3 separate regions of the Mus musculus genome follow, and regions 2 and 3 are each linked to region 1. A link is a loop called in an ENCODE intact Hi-C map of the cell type or tissue named here. Cell type or tissue: left cerebral cortex. All regions are shown on one strand.

Region 1 (5,000 bases):
TTCAAGTCACAGTAGATTACATTAAATGCAGGTTTATTGGAAAGCTGCTCTGGGGTGAGTTTACTGGCCGCAAGGACAGAAGCCAGGGAAGTCACCATGGGATAGAGAAGGGAGTCGGGGCGGGGAGAAAAAGAGAAATGTCTCTTCTCGGAGAACTCAGAGAGAGAAGAGGAGAAGAAGAGAGAGAGAAGGCAGAGGAAACCAAAATGTCTGGAGTATATAAGGAAGAGCCTCTGGGGGAAGGGCAGCCAAGCTGCTAAGTTAGTTCAGGCTGGGGGCAGGGGATGCCAGGTAGGGACTGAGGAATGCTGGGACCGCTTTGATGTGTAAAATATGTACCTTGGTCCCTTGTCCCTAGTCCAGAACCAAACAGTGTCTCTGAGAGTGCTAGGCCTGGAGAATTGAGTTTGGCAGGAATGGTGGAAGGAAAGACCTGATTCCTGTAACTCATCTTCTGACCTCCACGTCATGACTGGTGGGTCTCTCCCTACCCACACATACAGATAAATGTAATTTAGTTTTTAAAAGGAATATATATGTTTGTAAAAAGAAAAGATGGTAATGAAGGTTCTGTTAAGATTTGCCTCTAAAGTTAATACCTTTTGGATAGATTACATTTTTGACAATTTCTTGCATGTGCTACATTTTCAATTCACCGCTTGGAGGCGGGGCAGAATACATAGCTGGCATTCAATAAATTCTTGCTGTCTTTATTTCCCATGCAATGAAACCAAAGCAAGGAGCAGGTCCTATGAGGTCGTACAGCAAATGGCCGAGTAGGGAAATGCATCCTCAGAGCACCTCTCTCCCAGACCGGCCAGCTTTCCGTTAGCACACCTGTAACCCACATTTCCCACTTATCTTTCTTTTCTGTTGAAGGCTTTCAGGCAGCTGAATGGAGACAGATCTGATTAAATATGGATATAAGCCCACAGGAATTTGGTCAGGCAAATTTTTCCTTTTAAAATAGAATCAACTCTCATCTGAAAATGGTTTCTAGAAAGAATTATTTCAAACAATAATTTAATCCAGGTGTTTGATTTTCAGTAACTGAAATCACTCCTATCCTTTCCTGAGAGGTTATCAGTTACACCTACTTTTTCCATCAAAAATCTACGGCCACCTCTCAGTTTAACCTGCACTACTGAAGACTTCTGAGAAATTGGCTTTTCAATAGATGTTAACATGCTAAAGTCCTACTTTCATTCAGTGGGCCATTCCTCAGAAGTCAGCAAGAGAGCAAGCATAGAACAATAGGTGTCGGAACATCTCTTATCGAGGGGTCACCTTCCACTCCTGAGAGCACCCATTCTCAGAGGGGAGTTCTAAAGGTCAAACAGCTGCCAAACTCAAGTTAGGAACCACGTGAAGCTAACGGAGAGAATAGCCATGTACTCCTAAGACAGACAACTAGCCTTCAGAGACAAACAGACCATTTCCTAGAAAGGATAAAGTCATGAGCTTGTTAGAATCAAGCAAAGAAAGAAGGGAAAGGAGATTGCTATTTGGGTAAATATAGAAACAAGATTCGTCACTTAAATTCACTTACTTAGGAGAAAACTTACAAGTCCAAATAACAGAAAACTGATGATAAAATTATACCTGGAAATTAAAGTCTTGGAATCCTGTTAATTAGGCAGAGAAATCTTAGTGTCTTGCAACTGTCACTATTTATTCATGTACGCAAATTAAAATGATTTAAACCTGGAAGAACCATTTCTAACAGATATTTTAAGATATTGATGACTGCAGCCATGCTCGTGGCAGCAAAAACCATAATAATAATAATAAAAAAGAATGTAGTTAGGCTCAACCCTTTTAATTTTAGGGAAGACTGATAAATATGAGTGATTGTATCTTCCTAGTTCTGAAGTAGAGGTATACCCTTATGCACACATGTAGGTGGTCTCTCTAGTAGTACATAAAACAGTCTTCATTATGTGAAAATGCATGTGGAAAAAAAAACCTTTCTACTTCCCAATAAGACTGCTTTCTTCAATATTTTTCACTGTTCTTCCATTTTCTCCCTTCTCCTAAGTAAATCACCATTTGACCCTGCTTTCTCATTTGCCAAATCAATATTAGTTGGGATTGCCATCCTCTGTTCTCCACAGTTACGATTTTAATGTAATAAAAATAATCTGACTTTTGTTAACTTATTTTTGGTACAGATGGCTTGAGCATCAGACACCTGTTTCTCTATTGTGATCTTATAAATATTCTCCTAGCGTGCTTGTGTTTTTCTGAGTGTGCTATCACTACCTTGCAGTAGTAAACTTTAGGGAGCGCGGAGATTCCAGAGTTGCTGCCTACAAACCAAATGGCATCTCAGCTTTGGCAAACTGAAAGGCTCATTTCGGCTTCTCTCACCCCCTCTAGCGTTGGCAAAGCTCATCTGTCTGATTATCCAGTTACCTCACTGAACAAGAGCTGGGCTAAGTCCTGCCCACCTATGACATCACCCCCTTCCTCAACCACTGCGAGGTGAAGCTTTAAACTTCAGACTTGGAGGTGGGCTGCGCGCAGTCAACTGGATGCTCTCGCGCGCAGTCCTCAGCGCAGGAGTGATCTGAAGCAGGACCGCTCAGGCTGCAGCTGCCGTGGCTTTGTGTGCACTGGATGCCGCGCTCCGGAGACGGGGGAGGGTTTTTACTTCAACTCACAGGCAATGGAATTACAGCTGTAGCAGCAGGGTATAAAGGATTGCTTTTTCCTCGTCTTCCTGGTAAGTGTTTTCCATGCTTTTTCTCATAATTGTCCCAGAAACTTCGCTTGCTCTTACTCTCTAGAAGGAAATGACTAGCTTGGTTCCATGAGGGATCCAAGTAGCCACGTTTGCTCTGTCAGCAGGACGGGTCAAAGATGTGCGTGCAAGCCAGCTCTAGGGAAAGTCTTACAAAATAGCCGAATGTTATAAGTTTCTTACAGACTTAAATCATTTTTAAAAATAATAAATAGCTCCTCTCTGTTTCAAGCAATTTCTATCCGCGCAGAGCTTCACGGAAAACTGCAGTTGGAAAGTTGAGTGTTTGAGATAGGAGAGGCAGATTTTTCTCGGCTACAAAAGCGAAAGGTCGCTAACTTGGTGTGTACTGTATGTGTGGTATGATCACCTATCGCTGTTTCTATAACTGTGAAAGAAATCAATAACCCCTCAGCCCATGAGTACGCAGTACATGAAAAGCATACATCTTGCTCGCCGCCAGCAAAGCTGCGCTGGGAGACTGGGATGCCTCTGTAGAGGATTAACAGCTACACCTAGATTTGAAAGCTTGCACTGCTTATCCGGCCCCAGCTCCTTCAGGCATTCCGGGCTCGGGAATCTCAACTAGTAAATCCAACTCAGAATCTCCGGGCCAAACCATATTCCCAGTCCAGGAGACTGTCAAAGCCTATCGCTTGGGCGAGTGTAGAATGTGACTAGCATAGTAACTGGGTAGTCCACTCAGAAAAACTAACAAAGCTCACCCTGGAAGCCGTGCTTGATGTATGCAGTGAGGGGAACAGGGGAGGGAAGCCTCATCAAATGGCAAAGGCAGAGTGTCCCTTCACTTGCAACACACAGTGAAAAATATTGTATTGATACAAATGCGTTAGACCACAAAGCTTCCAAAAGGTATTTAAGTGTATCTAATTAAAAAAAATGTTTTTCAGTAAATTATGTCTGAAACAAAATGGTTGCATAAAGGTAAAGAGTGCAACAGGCCCATCTTTTCTCAACATTGGGAGCGGGTTTATTACTTATTTAGAATGAAAAGGAGATGGAAAATGTTGGTGTTTTCCAAATTACAAAATCAAATGGTTTTTAATAATTATTTTGATTGTTCTCAATAAATCTATGCTTCAAAATGCACATATTTGCTGTGTTATTGGGATGAAACAACATGGTCAAAGCCATGAAAAGTGCTTCAGCTGTGGCTATTCCTTTATTCATCCTTAACTGTGTAAGAATACCCTAACCAGTATAAACAGAAGGATGAACCTGTCAGCTCCCAGGCTACGATCACTTAGGCTTGACTCAGAGTGACAGGTGACTGACACCCATCTCTTTGGAAATGAGCAAAGAAGGTAATTCTTTTAAAGTGCCATAACATATTATTATCACTACAAATATCAACAAGCATAATGGTATGACTGTGCAAAGGCTGGTTATCACTTAGCTTCACGTATATGTGTATGCATATATATATATACTTATCAGCCTAAAATGAGGAAAAGGGTTAAAAATGTCATTACATGTGTTCAACTAAAGAACAAGAAATACCAGTTTATTGTTTTACTAGAAAACTCCCAAGGGTGAGAAACTATATTAGCAAATGAATAAACACAGTGAATTCATTAATAGGGTATTCTAATAGTGGCATCAATCAGTTATTAATTGGGCTCTTTTTTTTTCTCTGCATACCCTTTTGAAAATCGATTCTGGTTAGGTTCAAAATGCCCAATTAAACAATTCCTGAATCTGATGTTTATGAGATAACAGCAAATAAAGGTGTTTTTTTTAAAACAAAAATTACAAAACAAAACAGGAAATTTGTCATAACTAAATGTGGCAGCTAATAGAAGCTATGTTTCTTTTGCTTTCAAGTGTTAATTAAGGAGCCTCCGATTCTATCAAAACTTTTTCAGAGCTAAATGAAGCGGTGTGAAATAAATTTGGTTGAAATCTTGTGGCTGTCAGACTTTGTTAGTGAGCTATTAATTATCTTTACCCCAGTTTCTTCTCTGGCTATATTGCCCAATCAAATAGAAACTCCAATTATACTCAGAGGCTCCTGCCTAGGGACAGAAGACCCTAATGAACAGTCAGTCCCTCCAGATGAAAAATACAATTATCAGTTTGAAACAGGCAAGCACAAGCAATGCAGATTCTCCCCTGTGCTTTTCTTGGCCACACATCCCAAGGCCAAGATTACTGGCCATTTTCTGGATTATTTCGAACAGTTTTAAACCCAACAAATGTTAGTGGCTGGGAGTATGCCTTATTTTAAAATGATATG
Region 2 (5,000 bases), 560 kb before region 1:
GTGTGTGTGTGTGTGTTTGTGTGTATGTGTGTGTGTGTGTGTGTGTTTGTGTGTATGTGTGTGTGTGTGTGTGTGTGTGTGTGTGTGTGTGTGTGTGTGTGTGTAGGGGTAGGGGCGTGGGAGCACACTGGTGCACTGTTTGGTTAAATGAAAATAAAGCTACAGACAGTTCTGTGGACAGACACCCAGCAGATATTTTAATGTGTCGGTGCTATGAGACTGAAGCAGGTTAGGGAAACATTGTGAGTTCAAATTAAAACAGAGAAAGATCCTGACAGATTGGAAACCTGATCTAGGTCTAGCAGAATGACTTTTACTAGAAAGAAATGCCAGGACATGAACAAGGTTTTATAAGTGTAGAAGTGTGAGCTCGAGGAGAGACATTGCTTGGCAGGACCTGGCCCAAGACAATGTTTGTCATTTGTTAGTCAACCCCTGAAAAGCAACAAAACAGAAATAACCACAAACAGATGAAATGCCTGCTTTCACAGAGTGACTTAGAGACATTGTAACTAAACAAAGGAGAGTCATAACTCCACCCTAGTGTAGCTGAACCAGACTCTACTCCATGGGGAACTACTACCCTTCTATCCAAGTATAAGAGGAGTCTTGAGGCCCAATATCGGCCTCCCCTGTCTTACATCCTAAGCGGCCTCAATTGCCCATCCTCTTTTGGAACTGGAACATCTTCTTGGTACTATCTTGTGAGCTTTGCTTGATACCTGACTCTCCCTTAAGAACTCTGGGTACCTCTGGCTACCCTGTGAAGCCTATACCTGGCCCTGCTGCCAATCCTTTCAGAAACATCTTCACACTGCTGCCATCTTTCCCTCTGTTCTCCATCAACTTCATCTCATCAAAGTCTCACTTCTGACCTCACAGCTTGCCGGGATGGAATGCCCTCCTTTGTTAAAATTAGCAATGACTAAAAGACAGAGATCAGCCCTTCAGTTGTCAGTCACTATCATTCCTTACCCTTGATCAGTCTTTCCAGATTTTATTTTTTCCCCTTTGGACTTTCAAGATCCAACCCTATCCTGCCACTTCTCTGGCACATGTTGGCCCTCCTGCTTCGTTTTTTTGTTTGTTTACTGCGCTGGCTTTTTGTTCCAGTCTGTGTTTTGAGGGGTCCCTTTTCTCTGCTCATACTGTTTTGATCTCCCTTAGGTGACCTGGTCTTGCTGTCCCACAAGAAAAGTGGAGGGAGTTCCCTGGACAAAATTAAAACCCTTTGTTGCCTGCTCTGTCATACAGAACTCTGCATTGCTTCATAAGACATGCCCACCAAGGAGCCACTGACAAGGAACCACAAACAACAGGGCTCCTTCCCAAATTCACACAATGGAGCAATCAGCTGCCTACAGACAGCAGTGGTTCAAAGAGTTAACAGTGTTGAAGACTTATAACAAAATTCTGCCATAAGGAAACATTTTGTGCTTAAATACATGGAAGAATACAGACCCCCATGTCATACAAAAGCTAACCTCAGGCTCCATAAGGAGGGGTTCTGGAGAGAATCAAAGATACACAATGGAGGGTGGGGTCAAGATCTCACTAAAAAACAAAACCAGCTGGGCTATGATGGAAGAAATAAACACACTGGGTAACACATGAAAGGATTATGGCCCTCTTACATCAGAGTCCTCCATCACAGAAATGTATGCAGCCATCATCCCTTTCCTTTCCTTAGAGCACTGCCACCACTTACTTTTGAGAACCTTGGATGTGATATGAAATAATCGAATTTGGGAGACTCACCAAGATACCCTCACCTTCCCCCAATATATATTTTCTTCCTTAGAAACAAAAATCCCTAAATCTTAGATAGGATTCCAGTAGTTTGTGAAAAGGATGCTGTTCCATTCAGTATGGTCATGTTCCTGCCTTCAGAATGGAAAAAGAGATGTTGATGAATACAGAGGGTTTGACCATCTAATTGTCCTCTTCTATACCCTGATGTTTTATTACACACAGGCTCAAAGAATCAAAGCAAACAACACATGTCCCCCACCTCCTCAATTGACAACCAGCATTTTAGTATTTTTGTTTTATGCAAGTATATCATCTGCCCGTTTGCCTATTCATTTGCCTACTTTTAATCAGTTTCAAAGTTGCATGCCTGAGAACAGTTCAGCCCTGAGATGTTTCCAGGGACCACAAGATGAAGAGATCTTCTCTGATTCACAAATGAGTAATAAGAGGGGGCAGAATTCAGAGCAACTTAGGTTATACAGATAATCACATCTTCCCAACTCACCTTCACAAACTGAATTTCTTGTCTTTTTGGACTCATTCCTACTCACCCGCAGGGCCCAAAAGAGTTTGAACTTTAGGGTCCAACAAAACCTTCAACTTGATCAGCATCTAGCATCCTTTGGCTGTGGTCATTGGAATATTCTGACTGCTAGGTTGAGCTCCCGGGTAGCAAGAGATCTGGAATTCTGCTCTTTGGGAAGAAAAGCTATACACTTCATGAGACTACTTTCAATTGCTTTTCTTCACTTTTTTCATGCACTTCAGGATAAGGATTAGCATCAGAGAAAACACTGCATCTTACATTTTTATACTCAGAACTTCTCCATGGAAATAAACAATTCTGCTAAAAAGCATATCCTGTTCCTCCTGATGAATTTGAAAGAACTTACGAATTCTTAAATACCACCCCCTCCCTCCTCAAATAAGTGCGTATACATAAAACTTATGTACCATCTGTCTGCAGGCTGTCACACACCCCAGGGGCTTTGCCCAACCTCCCTCTGATGGACAGCGATTCTGAGACTGCTCCTTCGCATTTCATCAAGAGTGATGACTCTCAGCCACCTTAATGTCACGGCTTGGAGGCTCCTGAAGCAATTGGTTTCGTAGTTTATTTTGTGAACTGTGCTGTGGACACAAGACTTTGAAAAGTAAAGCTCGAGTTCCAATCTAAAGATCTGAAAAGAACATTTTCAATCTGTTGGTGCAGACTGTTCTCCATCAGCCCAGCTGCCAGCAGTTACGCGTGGCACTGGGCAGCCTCACACAGTCGGGCACAGCCGCTCCTCTGGATGCTGAGGCAAGCCGAGCGCAGAGATTACCACATTATCATCTCCCGACTGAAGCCAGAGTTCCATTTAACAAGCTGACAAGAGCGCCAGGACCACAAAATAACAAGCAGAAACACGGTGTGGTATTTGTCAAAGATAAAGGGCTGAGGTGCAGCTTAAGGCTTCTCAGAGGCTCGGGAAGACATTCAAATCATCTGCCCCAAATGTTTTCAGTGCCTTGAACTTTCTCCCACATTGCTCTTATTTGGGGGTCCCCATTTTGGTACTGGATGCTTCCTTCAACTGGCGGCACTCCTTTGAAGAAACTAGAAATGTCCTCAGAGTCTGTTGATTTTCCTAACATGTTTTAAGTTTCTGCACATGCACTTTGCTTAAAAGGCCATGCCTACTTTCAGGTCTACATTATTGTTAAGCTTTTCTGGAGCTAATTTTACAAATTTCTTATGAACACATATATTTATATGCTGGAGGTCCACGTAATAGTATACAGCCTCTCTCTCTCTCTCTTTTTTTTCTTCTTGACTTTAAAGAAAGCACAGAGAGAGCTTTGTTTTTAAAATGTCATATGGGGTGGTTAGAAGTAGGGGAAAATATAGTGTTTAAGTCATAATCTAGCATGTCTATCTATCATATTGCTTTTATTGCATGAAATGATTTTTTAAAAGAATTTTAGAATTCTTTTTTTTTTCTTCTGAGTGTTCAAACCTAACAAATACAACAAAGAATATGGTATATATCAGAACTAATTTTTGAATACATCCATAAGTTTATTCAACAAAAATTAAAGAGAAACTATACACTTTAAATTCAAATATTATCTGGATTTAGGCAAATGCAAACCCTCTTATTTTTCTTTTTAGGTAAATTGCTATGAAATAATACTGCAAATCATCTATATGAAATCTCTCAAAACTGCAATGTGAGGATGGGTCTGCGGTTGCTTTTTCATGGTCTGGGGATCACAGTGCATGCGGCAGGGTGTGCAAAGGCTCATTGCGGGTACACACTTTATTTCCCATATCCTCAGCTCTTTCATACAGATTTTTATCCACCCCTCTCACAGTGAGATCATTTTCTTTGGCCACCACAGTGTGTAATTCTATCCAGTGGTTTGCATTTTGAAAACATTAGTCTAAATAAGCTTAAATGCATGTTAGCACCACACACTAGAGATTCTGGGGGAAACTCTCTGACACAGACTATGTGGGCGGTGTGCCCTACGATGGCTTAATAGAATCTTCAAGTCTAGGTCAGGAGTGAAATACTCCAACCGAGATCAGTAATAACAACAAATCCCCCACATGTTTCCACTGAGTGGGGAGCTGGAAGCACAACAGCGTTTCTTATTTTAGCTACAAAGGGAGACTGATTTGGAGCTGAAGCAAAAATATGAAGAAAAATTATGATTGAAGTATTTTCATTCAAAAACATCTCGTACATGAGAAAAGCCATTAATTGTTGAAAATATGAGACATTGCCACTAAATAAAAATAAATTATTCAATTACAGTTTTCAGCTGCCCAAGGTATCCATCCAGAAAGAAAGCTGATTAAGTTTTGGCCAGTGACAGAAACTAAACCAGATGGGACACAAACTGTTAACTACATATCATGTTCCATATGATTTAGCTACATTCTTAATATTCTAGGTAAAAATGTAAAAAAATACTAATAATTCCAGCTGATAAGTGTGGGAATGGGACAAGAAGAAAAGTTTCCAGAGGAAATAACTTCATATGGAAAAATGATAAATGGGGAGTTTGGAAAGGTCTGAGACATGAAATACTATCTACACATGATTGTTATGTCTTCAAATTCTGTCATAAACATAGTAACTAGGTTGGTCTGAAGTAGGTAGTGACTAATCCCATTTGAATTTGGACAGTCAGTTATTGAATAACCATAGTAATTGGTTCTTAGACTCAGAATAGGGGGAAGAAAAAAATGGTACCTC
Region 3 (5,000 bases), 150 kb before region 1:
ATATTAAGATCTCTAAGTACAAAGTCATGAAAAGCAAAACCAAGCAATTATGGTTAAAAAGAAAAGAGGATGAAGCCTACAAAATACTGCCACCTTAGTCTCCATACTAGCAGTAACTCTCATCTACTATGTATGTGTTCACATTAACAGATTACAGCTGCATCTACCCCTTACATCAAAAGTGAGAAGAAAAACGGTTGTAAACATATTTTTTCATGTTTTCATTTTTTTCTTTTTCCAATTTTTGTATTTTCATTTACATTTCAAATGCTATTCTGAAATCTGAACATATTTTTAAGTCAGTTAAAAGAATAATTCTTTAAACCAACAAACAGCATTTCTGTTATAAACTATTTTCTGGGAATATTAGTTTTGTAAGTGATAACTATAGCAAAATTAGCTTGCTGTAGCAGCATAGAGCTTGCTAACCAACTCCTGGTTAATGTAATGAAAATGTACTTGAAGTTAAGCCATATTCCACACTTACCACCTCCTCCTCCGAGAAGACTGGCATTTGCTGTCAAAGAAAAGAAAAGAAATTATATTTTAAAATGTACAGGAGACACAATGTATCAAAATGATTAAAACAGAAACTAATAATGATCACGCATCTTATTCAAACACATATACAGAAAATCAGTATTTTCATACAAGGATAGACTTTATCACTATCATACCATAGTATGAAAATTAATGTTTCCCTATTTTAGCTCCTTTTTCCTCTTGAAATGGCTATTTTTTCTTATGTTTCCTTGTAACAATATTAAGTACATATTGAAATCCTTTCATTCTCTATCTATATCTAAATTGATCTGAGTTTTCCATTTTATGAATTATAGATATAACAATGCTACTTAGGCAATTTCAGTGATTTCAAAGGACAATGTAACAAGAAAATATAATGATAAATTAAATTAAATTAAACACCATCAAACAAAACAATCTCAGGACATTTTGCTGTAATAAGAATAAGTCAAACTTTTACTAGAGCAGCAGATTTATTTCTATATATAGACTCTATTTGGGAGGAGATAGAAATGTTAAACAGATTTGTGAATTCTCACCGATTTATTCAGAAATTCAGCCTATGTACTCCTGGAAGGCAAATAGATATAACAAAGTTCCATGGAATTAATCTTAAACAAGATATTTATATCACCCACTCTAAGGCTAAGGGAATATTGTGAGAAAGGGGGCAGAAAGAGTATAGGAGCCAACAAAAGGAAAATATCTTCTGGACAAGAGACAAACATTGCAACCACAACCTCACTACTGTAGGTGTGTGCTTGAGGTCTGCATCCAAATGAACCCAACAGCAATGCATGGCTGAAAAAGAGGTGGAAGATGATCCTTCATTGCTGAAATACTCATTAAGGACACTGTCAGGTAGACGGAGAGTCATTGTCTTCTGTTGTGAGCCCACTAGTTACCCCAGGGTTATGGTAGAGAGTTCTATCTAGTGATTACACAGATAGCTCTGATTACACAAAATGGGTCATACATCAAACCAGAAGTCATAAATCCAGTAAGGAAATGGAAAGGGATGAGGGAAGAATGTTAAAGATAGGAAAGAAATACCAGAGGGTCACAGAGAGGAATCAGAATGCCTGGTATCCATAGAAGAAATGGTCAATGAGCACAATTAAAGAAAAATCCACTTGAGCTGCACTTAAGAAGTAACCATTTTTGAAGGTTGCATTGCAGATGACTGGCTGCAATAATAAAGAATGTGATACTTATGTATGTACAAACATAACCCTAAGTTAGAATTCAGCATCCACTGCATGGACTAAAGAGATGGCTCTTACATTTAATCCTAGGCTCACTATCAATACCTCAACATACTGCACTGAACTTTATTCCATATACTTGTATATTATAGGCACTGTTTATGCATGTTCTAAAAACATATTCAGCAATATTATGAAACCAGGTGGTAACCAAAAGCGTCCTCCTTTTGTGTGTGTGTGTGTGTGTGTGTGTGTGTGTGTGTGTGTGTAGAAAACTGAGTTAACAAAAGATTAAATAGATTGTTTAGGAAACATAAGTCTTTCGCTTGAATTTTTATGTGAATTCCATAAATCATGCATTGCCATAACCTAAGAGGAATAAATGTTATTAGTCATTAGCATTAATAATTCAATCAATAAATAATGGATCGTGTGGAGGACATGTGCTCATATTCATTGTTCAGTTAGACTAAATGTGTGATGGCTTACTAATTACTCCAACACTAAAGGGAGTATCATGAAAATGCATACAGAGCAAATGCCTTGGAAGGTCCTTTCATTATGTCAATATCAGACCATCAAACTCTGTCTCATGTGGCCTTCCAAGTATAGAGCTATCTTATGGTGGCTCTTCCTCCCCTCAGTGCCTTCTCAAAAACACAGGCAGAATAGATGTGCCACTAATGAACCAGAAACTCAACTCTGCTTGATTCCATCCTTCTGCTCACGTCCAGACCCCTTTGGAGTCACCCTGAAAAGAAGTGGTATTACACAAACACGAACCACAGCTTAACATCTTGCCCAGGTCCAGCCCTGAGAAGGTCAGTTTGCTGCTGGAGCCTGAATACAGTGACGAGAATCCTCATTTGTCTCCTCTTCCCTGGAAGATGAATTACATGGTCAACCCATATCTCCTGGTTACTCCAGCCAGTTCCTCAAATCCTTTATAAAATCACATGGCACTCCACAAACCTGCTTCCCCAACCACCCTATTGAACTGAGAATGACCTCCCTGTCTATGATTTTTTCCAGGAACCTGACATTCCATCTGCCAATTTTCATATATTCATTCATAAGGGAAAAATGTATCTCCAACAATAAATTTAAAAAATAAGCAATAGTTCTTTACTGAGACCATCATTTGTGCCAAGGAACACAATAACGGGTTGGAGTCTATTTTTCATCTAACATTCATCGATAAAGGTGGAAGTTGTAGGTTTCGAGAGCCCCATCCAGAGCCCATCTGTTTAACCAGGCACTTGTCCAGTAGATGAGTAGAGTAGGTGTAGGATTTACACTCCTTATCCTTGCCAACCATCAAGTCATTTTATATCAATGTGTGTTCATGTCTAGATGAACCTATCTGTAACACTAATGTAGAAGTCATTTTCTTCAGTAAAATTGCCAAAAATATACAAAGTAAAATTTTATTGTGACTTCTAATATGACTTTGCCTCCACAAAACACTTCAACTACTATCTAACAGTCACTAGGCAGACAAATTAATATTTCTTCCATTTTAAGAAAATGAAAATGGTTTTTGTGGGTTCAAGATTCTCCTTAATTATTTCTAATAAATTAATATATATCCCAATTAAATAAGAAGCTCCTTGAAAATAAGATCTGAACTTAGTGGCTACTTCTGTACCAAATTATTTCTAAATACATGTTTTAAATTGTGAGGTAATTGACAGATTTAGTTAATTCTCACTTGATATAAAAAGTACTTATTTTCTAAAATTTAGAAGATCCAATCTTTGGCCAGACTTATCTCTAAACCCAAGGCTTATTTCAAAGCTCTTAAAGTTTATTTGAAATGCTTATTATTTAAAACATATGAAATATATTTCTAGAGCCTTCAAAATGTCTTGCCAGGATGACTGGTGATCCTGTTCTGGGCTATTCCTAGAGCATCATGGTTGTGGGACAGGAGGCAGGACAAAACAATAATACAAACATGAACCTGATGCTTCTGTAGTAAGACTTAGGAACTTCTCTGTGTGCCTGCTTACTAGCCAGCACATTCCAAACAATCTAAAATAAAATGACTAATTTATTACAAGTTTGGGGAGCAAAACTGAAGTTACAATAGTTATCTCAAAGGTTGAATAAATGCACAGCTCACAGGAACCACTGCAATTGGAAAGATCTGTGTTTTCATTGTTTTGTCCAAACAAAATAACTTGATTCCATTGGATAGACAGTCTCAGTGCTCATGACATTAAAAATTTGAATATAAATAAGAAAAACTGTTTCTTGCAAATATGTGTGTGTGTGGGGGGGGGGCTTGCTACCTAAAGCAACTTGAGAAGGAAAGAGTTATTTGGTTAATATGACCCAGTAGTCATATCATGGTGGGAAAGTCAGGGCAGGAGGTCAATGCAGGAACCTGGAGGCAGGAACTAAAGCAGAGACCTTGGAGGACTTACTCTACACGGTTTGCTCAGCTTGATCTCCTAAACATTTGCCATTAGTGGCATCACTCACATTGGTCTGGGGCATCCCACAGCAATCGTCCTACAGGCCAGTTGCATGGAGGCATTTTATCAACTAAGGTTCCCTCTTCCCAGAAGATCCTAGGTTGTATTAAATTGACAGAACGCTAACCTGCACACTATATAAATGATCGAATCTAATGATTGGAGGAGTTTCCTGTTCCTTTTGAACCCCAATTTAAAATATTTAATGAAACTTACCATGTTTTTATATGTGTAAATATTCACAATGTATTAAACCAAAAACATAAGCAGTACATTGTAAGCCATCCTTTCTTGGGCTAATCATCCTAAGTAACAAAAGAATATGGTGATTTCCAATAATCCACAACTTTAAAATAAAATTGATATAAAACTACTTTCTTCCTTTAAAAACTTCTAAATAGTACATGGTGTGCATGTTTCCTTTAGAAGTGATTAGTAACAAAAGAAATTAAAATACAAAAGCTTATAATCAGACTTTTGGGACAAATCATGAAAACATTGGAAGATAATCCACCTAGATGTTAATTCCATATCAGTTACTAAATAACTGGTGGACATGAGCCGGTCACCTTTATTTCACTTATCTTCTGCCAGAAAACAATCACCCAGGTACGGAGACCAAGATTAAAATTCTTCTGACTCACTAATAAAAAACTAACTGTAATCTTTCTCATCTGAGAAAGATTCTGGAGAAAACGGACACCCAGTGCAAAGTGCACTATGCATGGTTTAAGGTTTTGGTCAGGGTGATGGAAGGCAGCAACATTAATACCACAGTAGCCACATTGAG

What was found. Hi-C counts contacts between places; a loop is a spot of excess contacts. Peaks named below come from ENCODE experiments on the same cell type or tissue, not always from the same donor. Only the 100,000 strongest peaks of a DNase experiment are listed, where the experiment ranks them.
Region 2: it touches region 1 in a loop (2.9-fold over the local background); 1 of 42 quality-filtered maps calls a loop at or near these places.
Region 3: it touches region 1 in a loop (2.3-fold over the local background); 1 of 42 quality-filtered maps calls a loop at or near these places.

The regions. Positions count from the first base shown.
Region 1 is chr2:140,668,971-140,673,970 of GRCm38, reverse strand. The region is part of intron 3 of Macrod2 (mono-ADP ribosylhydrolase 2); the gene reads right to left. It overlaps Flrt3 (fibronectin leucine rich transmembrane protein 3), which reads left to right and starts at 2,495. Exons shown (of 3, transcript NM_178382.4): 1 at 2,495-2,725. In left cerebral cortex, CTCF peaks have their summits at 2,377 and 3,251; DNase peaks (open chromatin) are centred at 2,432, 3,345 and 3,951; H3K4me3 peaks cover 2,764 bases; H3K27ac peaks cover 2,493 bases.
Region 2 is chr2:141,229,222-141,234,221 of GRCm38, reverse strand. The region is part of intron 5 of Macrod2 (mono-ADP ribosylhydrolase 2); the gene reads right to left. Among named protein-coding and RNA genes, the nearest start is that of Gm25583, 410 kb to the left of the region's middle. In left cerebral cortex, no CTCF peak of the experiment used is centred here; DNase peaks (open chromatin) are centred at 2,403 and 2,954; H3K4me3 peaks cover 516 bases; H3K27ac peaks cover 359 bases.
Region 3 is chr2:140,820,569-140,825,568 of GRCm38, reverse strand. It overlaps Macrod2 (mono-ADP ribosylhydrolase 2), which reads right to left. Exons shown (of 19, transcript NM_001013802.3): 4 at 488-517. Among named protein-coding and RNA genes, the nearest start is that of Flrt3, 150 kb to the right of the region's middle. In left cerebral cortex, no CTCF peak of the experiment used is centred here; DNase peaks (open chromatin) are centred at 474 and 2,971.